Regions from separate parts of the Homo sapiens genome. Here region 1 is linked to region 2. Evidence: chromatin contacts called from ENCODE Hi-C or POLR2A ChIA-PET data. All regions are on one chromosome and are shown on one strand. The core of a region is the stretch at or near the end of the contact, and the rest is flanking DNA. Distances in the headings are between cores, read along the strand shown. Region 1 overlaps AKAP12 (A-kinase anchoring protein 12). Region 2 overlaps MTHFD1L (methylenetetrahydrofolate dehydrogenase (NADP+ dependent) 1 like).

Region 1 (3,450 bases), core at 327-2,826, 400 kb after region 2:
TCATTCTTTTTCCGTTGGCAAGTCCCGCAGGCCTCATCTCCAAAGACATTTCACATCGACCCATTCTGTCCACAGGGCCTTCCCTGGCTTCATTTCTCCCCTGAATGGACACAGCAGCAGCCTTCCTGCCTCCAGCTTGCTCTCCTTCAGCTCCTCTCTGCAGGCAGATTGCTGGTTTGGGGGTTTTTAGGGTTTGTCTGTGGTCAATTTATATCTGATAAAGCGAGCAAGTCTTAAGCGTATAGCTTGGTGAGTTCTTACAAGGTGAACGCACGAGTAACCCTCTCCCAGGTCAGGTTGGAGAACCTCGCCAGTGCCCCAGAAGCCTCCCTTGCATCTCCTCCTGGTTATTGCTCCATTACATTCTGACTTCTGTCTGCACAGATCAGTGTCACACATCGTTCACCAGGTATGCAGTGATCTTTGAAACCTGCACGTTGAGTCATGTCGTTACCAGAACTCCTGGCATCACTTCCACATTGCACTCTTTGCCATTGCCTGACATGAGATAAATAAGAATGCATGGCTGGGTGTGGTGGCTAACACCTGTAATCCCGGCACTTTGGGAAGCCGAGGTGGAAGGATCGCTTGAGCCCAGGAGTTTGAGACCAGCCTGGGCAACATGGCGAAACCCTGTCTCTACAAAAAATACAAAAAAATTAGCTGGGTGTGGCAGTGTGCGCCTGTAGTCCCAGCTACTTGGGGGGCTGAGGCTGGAGTATTGCTTGAGCCTGAGAGGTCAGAGCTGCAGTGAGCCATAACTGAGCTACTGCACTCCAGTCTGGGCAACAGAGCAAGACCCTGTCTCAAACAAAACCGAAACCAAAAACAAAGAATGAACACATGTCGATGTCTTATTTCTCTCTTCCCTGCCATTGGTACTTTTTGCCTATTCAGATCCAGCTCAAAACTCAACTTTTTCTGGTACACTTTCTCTTATCAACAGAACTGAAAGAGACCCCTCCCTGTTAGTACTATGTGTCTTAGTACTCTGTCTTTGATGTGTGGCACTTCCTTTTGACTTGACGCATCCAGATGACATAGGAACCCATCACAGGGATTAATCAAATGTTGACTAACGCATGGGGACCCAGGGTGGAACCAAAGCTTTTGCAAAATGATGAACATTCAGAGGCTTTGGAGAGTGAACTTGGAGGTCAACAAAGAGAATGAAATGCAAGATGCAGTATGAGCATGTGGTGGGTCTGGACTGCAAGATTCAGGCACTTTATTTTAGGAATAGTTAATGTGAAGAACATGATTTATGAACGACAGAGTGGGGAGTGTATTGAGACCAAGTAAGACTAATGCTCCATTGTGAAAACTTACATATCAAAGCAAATATATTGTCCCCTCTGTCCCCAGAAGCAATAACTGGAAACAGTTTTAGAGGACATAACCTAATTGGTATAAAAACTTTTCACTCTCAGAACTATTTTTCCCATTGTCATAGGAGTGGATACCAAATAATGTTTTCCTGTCTTGGCAGTGATTCACATTACTGAGTTTGCTATTGAACTATTTTTTCCTTGCCAGGAAGTACACATCAGAGAGCTGCATTTCACTGTGTGTGTGTGTGTGTGTGTGTGTGTGTGTGTGTATCTATTTCAATCTACTGATTACCAAAGAGCTTATAATTCTTAATGGAGAGTTTGTGGAAAAGATGAAAAAAGGATTTTTTTAAAGAACAATAACCAGAAAGTTTGAGACAATTGAGTATTATAGCAAAGTCCTTTCTTGCGGTGACTTCTCTGGTTGTAATGTCTTGGGTTAAAAAAAAAAATCAATTTCATGCAAAAAAGGGGGGAGGATTATGTAAACAAAAACAAAAAAATTTAAAGTATCACAGTCTATCATTTGGGTGAGTTGTGGAGGGGAAAAGAAGTCATTTGTACAGTTTGATGAAGAAATAAATGTATTTTCTAGTTTCTAAGATAATCTGTGTATGCTCTAAACTTAAAGCACATCATTTCCTGTAAGTCAGTATTTGGTTCAAAAGTGCAAAGGCTTTATGATTGATCATCTACATCTATCACATGATTATCTTCTGGAGGTGATAATTTTTTTTTTTTTTTGAGACGGAATTTTGCGCTTATCACCCAGGCTGGAGTGAAATGGCGCAATCTCCGTTCTCTGCAACCTTCGCCTCCTGAGTTCAAGCGATTCTTCTGCCTCAGCCTCCCAAGTAGCTGAGATTACAGGGGCACCACCATGCCTGGGTAATTTTTTTGTATTTTTAGTAGGGACGAGGTTTCACCATGTTGGCCAGGCTGGTCTTGAACTCCTGGCCTCAGGTGATCCACCTGCTTTGGCCTCCCAAAGTGCTGGGATTACAGCCATGGAGGTGATAATTTTTTTAAAAGATTAAGGCAACAGCAATTTGAGAGTGAGTCATTGATGGGACACTTGTTTAGGGAAAGCCCTTTTTCCTGCAGAAGCAAACTTGCTTCAGGAATGGCATCAGGCTGAAAGCATTTTCTTTGCATTTCAAATAAAGTTGGCAAGAAAGCTGGCACCTGTCTGCTCCATTTCTGTGCTGTTACTACACACATACGTTCTACTTTGCTTGCTGTCAAGGTTCAAGATCAGTAACAGCAGGGAGGGGGCATTTCCCAGAAGCCCACACGACTTCATGAGGAAGCGCCAACCCTCGCTGGATGGGGCGTCGGCTTGCATTCTTCGGAAACAGAAAACAAAACAAAGAAACTCTCCCTTTCTAGTCACTCACATGTGAATATTGGAGACTGTTTCACTAGCAGTTATAGTCTATACTTCTTGAAATCATTTAGTTTGCTTACAGATCTTGAACCAAGTGGTTAAGGAATGAATCCTTTCCATTGAGGTATCCGTTATCTATTATTATTTATTTAAGCGCATATGAACCAAACGAGCCACTTTGTACTCTGTCTTTCCAGGCGTCAAAGCAGGGTAAGTTGCCCCTCTTGACTGAGTCCCGAATGTGGTCTGAGTCAGAGAAGGTTAGAGCTCAGAGCTCGAGAGAGTTCAGGTCTTTTACAAAACAAAACAAGTCAGGTGAGAACCAAAGCTACTGCTGTTGACTTGACCAAGGTCCCACAGTTGTTGGGGTGGCAGCGATGGGGTAAGCATATTTTCTTTTTCTTTCTTTTTTTTTTTTTGAGACGGAGTCTCGCTCTGTTGCCCAGGCTGGAGTGCAGTGGCGTGATCTCGGCTCACTGCTCACCTCTGCCTCCCGGGTTCACACCATTCTCCTGCCTCAGCCTCCCGAGAAGCTGGGACTACAGGCGCCCGCCACCATGCCCGGCTAATTTTTTATATTTTTAGTAGAGATGGGGTTTCACCGTGTTATCCAGGATGGTCTCGATCTCCTGACCTTGTGATCCACCCGCCTCGGCCTCCCAGAGTGCTGGGATTACAGGTGTGAACCACCACGCCCGGTCTATTTTCTTTTTTTTATTTTGATTTCATTTT
Region 2 (3,744 bases), core at 443-2,942:
ATTTTTTTAAATTATTATTCTGATATCCTTTTAGGATGTTTCTAGAAGATTCTAATTGAACATAGAAGTGATATTTCACGTTGACTTTTTTTATTTTTCTCATCTTTTGGGAGATACAGATGAATACCTAGAAACTTTTTCTAGTAAGACCATCTTATAAATTAAAAGAGAAATTAGTAGAGATAAACGATTAGCCCTGTTTTAAACATGCTCAATTTCTCTCATGAAACAGTCAAAATAACCACAGTAAAATATGCTTCCAGTTTCAGCTTACTAAATCTATCAATATGTAGCCTTAGATAAGACTTACGTTGAAGACTTAAATGAGGCCAGGCACAGCGGCTCATGCCTATAATCTCAGTGCTAGGCGAGGCCAAGGCCAGAGGATCACTTCAGGCCAGGAGTTCGAGACCAGCCTGGGCAAACATACTGAGACCTTGTCTCTACAAAAAAAATTTAAAAATTAGCTGGGTATGGTGGTGTGCACGTGTAGTCCCAGCTATGCTGGAGGCTCAGGCGGGAAGATCGCTTGAGCCCAGGAGTTTGAGGTTACAGTGAGCTGTGATTGCACCACTGCACTCTAGCCTGGGCAATATAGCAAGACCCTGCCTCAAAAAAAAAAAAAAAAAAAAAAAGAGAAGAAGAAGAAGCCGGTAGATGTAGTTTAGGGCACAGGAGCCTAGGTTGGGATTTATTGGTGAGCAGCTTGCTTTTCAGTAGTCAGGACTTAATTTCCATTGTTGTCCCCTTGACTTGGCGTTTTTATGTCAGTGAAATAGAAATGAATATTTTCTCTTTCTTCATTATTAAGTTTAATGAGTAAATTACTACCAAGTATTTATATATTTAAGGGCTTTCTGAGAACATAAAGATTCAACTAATTGGGCCGGCACAGTAGCTCACACCTGTAATCCCAGCACTTTGTGGAGCCAAGATGGGAGGATTGCTTGAGCCCAGGAGTTTGAGACCAGCTTGGGGAACATAGGGAGACTCCATCTCTACCAAAAAAAATTTTTTTTTTAATTAGCCAGGTGTGGTGACTTGTGCCTGTAGTCCCGGCTACTTGGGAGGCTGAGGTAGGAGAATGGCTGGAGCCTGGGAGGTCAAGGCTTCAGTGAGCTGTGATCACACCGCAGCATTCCATCCTGGGCAACAAGCAAGATCCTATCTGAAAAAAAAAAAAAAAGAAAAGAAAAAATTCAACGAACTAAATCTTTTTCTCTACTCCAGTTTGAATAGAAATGAAGCAAATGCCCCTCCCTACCCCTGAACATCCAACAATCAAAGAAAAATTTCAAAAATATATGGCAAAGTTTTATTAAAAGGTTAACATTCAGGATATATATGCTTTTTGGACAGTAATATTAAGCTCAAATCTATGAAATAATCCATATATACAGTGCTTTTTCATTACGTGGATTATCAAGATGAAGATTCTGAGCCACTTCATTAGAAAGTACTCAAAGAAAAGAGTAAATTAGGCTGGTGAGTTATAGTTACATATTGTGGAAAGAAATTCAGCAACAGGAATTGGAACCAAAAGGGTTTGAATAGAGAATTTTTGTTGATTACAACACCCCACTCCTAGTTCCTAGTCATTGTAGGTTGGTGCTGAGAAAGTTCAAGTTTTAAAAGGGTTTTTTGTTGTTGTTGAGACATTCTTGCTCTGTTGCCCAGGCTGGAGTGCAGTGGCGTGATCTTGGCTCACTGCAACCTCTGCCTCCCAGGTTCAAGTGATTTTCCTGCCTCAGCCTTCTAAGTAGCTGGGATTATAGGCATGTGCCATGACGCCTGGCTAATTTTCTATATTTTTAGTGGAGGCGGGGTTTTACCATGTTGGCCAGGCTGATCTTGAACTCGTGACCTGAAGTGATCCGCCTGCCTCAGCCTCCCAAAGTGCTGGAATTATAGGCATGAGCCACCACACCCAGCCTAAAAGGGTCTTTTTTTCTTAAGATAAAGTTCTTAAAGGAAGGATCTGAAGTTTTGAGTATAATATTGAATTTTCATTTGGTTAGTAGGTGTCAACCTAGATGGAAAGAAGATTTTGGTAGTGGGGGCCCATGGGTCTTTGGAAGCTGCTCTACAATGCCTGTTCCAGAGAAAAGGGTCCATGACAATGAGCATCCAGTGGAAAACACGCCAGCTTCAAAGCAAGGTAAATTTCATGTTAGAAACATACATCTTGAAGGCTTCTGTTAGAACAGAAGAAAGTCTAGAAATGTATAAGCTAAGTGCTTAATTCAAGAAATTAGAGGAAGAAAATTGAATAGACCCATATCCATTAAAGACATTGAATGAGTCTACTCACCAGACAAACAAACAAGAAAAGGCAACAGGTGGTTTTACAAATGAGCTCTATCAAACAAAGAACAGATCATTCTAATACAATCCTTTTCTCCAGCAAATGGAAAAAGAAGGAACGTGGCCTAACAGACTTTATGAGTGCCAAAACCAAAGAAGGGTAACATGCTAAAGGAAAATTAACAGGCCAGTTTCAGCTATGAATATAAATGAAATAATCGTGAGCGAAATCTGAGAACACCAAATACAGCAGGAAGTAGGGTTTATTTTAGGATTTCCAGGTGATTGAACATGAGAAAGTCTGTCACTGTAATTCACCACATTGTGATTAAAAACTAAATTCTCACCATAGTAAGTACAGAACAGTCATTTGGTAAATCTAATATGCATTATGACCTTTTGAAAGTAATTATAATTTTGATGAAAATTATTAAGAAGACCCATATAAAAGCAGAGGTATCATCTTCATGGAGAAGATGCAATATCTTAAAGATACTAATTGTCTGCAAATTTTGTAGAATTTGACAGTCTGATTCTGAAATCCAAATGGAAGCATAAAGGACAAAGAGAGTCAAGACAATTTTGTGGAAAAACTAGGTGGGAGACATTCCCAGCCACACAGTGTGAATTATTATGCACTTACAGTAATTAGGATAATATGGTAGACAAACAGACGATCGGAACAGAAGAAAGTGGAAATTTATGCATATATGGAAGCTTGAGAGCAGGTACCACAGATCAGTGGGGAAAAGATTAACTATTAAAGGCCGGGCGTGGTGGCTCATGCCTGTAATCCCAGCACTCTGGGAGGCTGAGGCGGGCAAATCACTTGAGCTCAGGAGTTTCAGACCAGCCTGGCCAATATGGTGAAACACCGTCTCTACTAAAAATACAAAAAAATTAGCCGGGCGTGTCGGCGCAAGCCTGTAATCCCAGCTACTCGGGAAGCTGAGGCAGGAGAATCGCTTGAACCCGGGAGGCAGGGGTTGCAGTGAGCCGCGATCGTGCCACTGCACTCCAGCCTGCGCGACAGAGTGAGACTCCGTCTCAAAAAAAAAAGCTAAAACATTAACTATTAAAAATGGTGCTGACTTAACTAGTTATGTATATGAGTCTAGCATAGGATTACTAACCTGCCACTACATATAAAAATCACTTCTATATTAAAATACCTAAATGTGGAAAGCAAAACTGTAAAACTTATAGAAAAAAATATAGGCGTATGCATTTAAGAGGTTGGCGTTGGAAGGATAGCTTAAGAGACCCCAAAAGCACAGATTGCTAAAGAAAAGGTATATAAATCTGACTGCATCCAAATTTTTAAAAACCCCAAAGTTTTTCTTTCTGAAAAGAAGTTCTTAAAAAAGTGAAAAGACAGCTATAGTGTAGAAGATATTTACAACAAACATTTAGCCAATAATTAGTGTCTTATAAAAGATT

Evidence for each region. Hi-C counts contacts between places; a loop is a spot of excess contacts on that map. ChIA-PET counts read pairs that join two places held with the same protein, here RNA polymerase II (POLR2A). Pooled maps may share reads with other maps.
Region 1: a loop to region 2 is called in a pooled map, with 2.4 times the contacts of the local background. The contact joins two enhancer-like sites. A Hi-C loop is called at or near these places in 4 of 50 pooled maps. POLR2A ChIA-PET finds 5 or more read pairs at or near these places in 2 of 52 experiments (H1 and HCT116).

Annotation. Positions count from the first base shown.
Region 1 is chr6:151,283,820-151,287,269 of GRCh38, forward strand. All of the region lies in intron 2 of AKAP12 (A-kinase anchoring protein 12), which reads left to right. Among named protein-coding and RNA genes, the nearest start is that of AKAP12, 46 kb to the left of the region's middle. RefSeq lists enhancers at 283-332, 343-392. Within about 2 kb of position 1,577, at least 6 of the 41 ENCODE cell types and tissues checked have a DNase peak (open chromatin) inside an H3K27ac peak, as active enhancers do.
Region 2 is chr6:150,885,824-150,889,567 of GRCh38, forward strand. It overlaps MTHFD1L (methylenetetrahydrofolate dehydrogenase (NADP+ dependent) 1 like), which reads left to right. Exons shown (of 28, transcript NM_015440.5): 7 at 2,022-2,158. Among named protein-coding and RNA genes, the nearest start is that of MTHFD1L, 22 kb to the left of the region's middle. Within about 2 kb of position 1,693, at least 3 of the 41 ENCODE cell types and tissues checked have a DNase peak (open chromatin) inside an H3K27ac peak, as active enhancers do.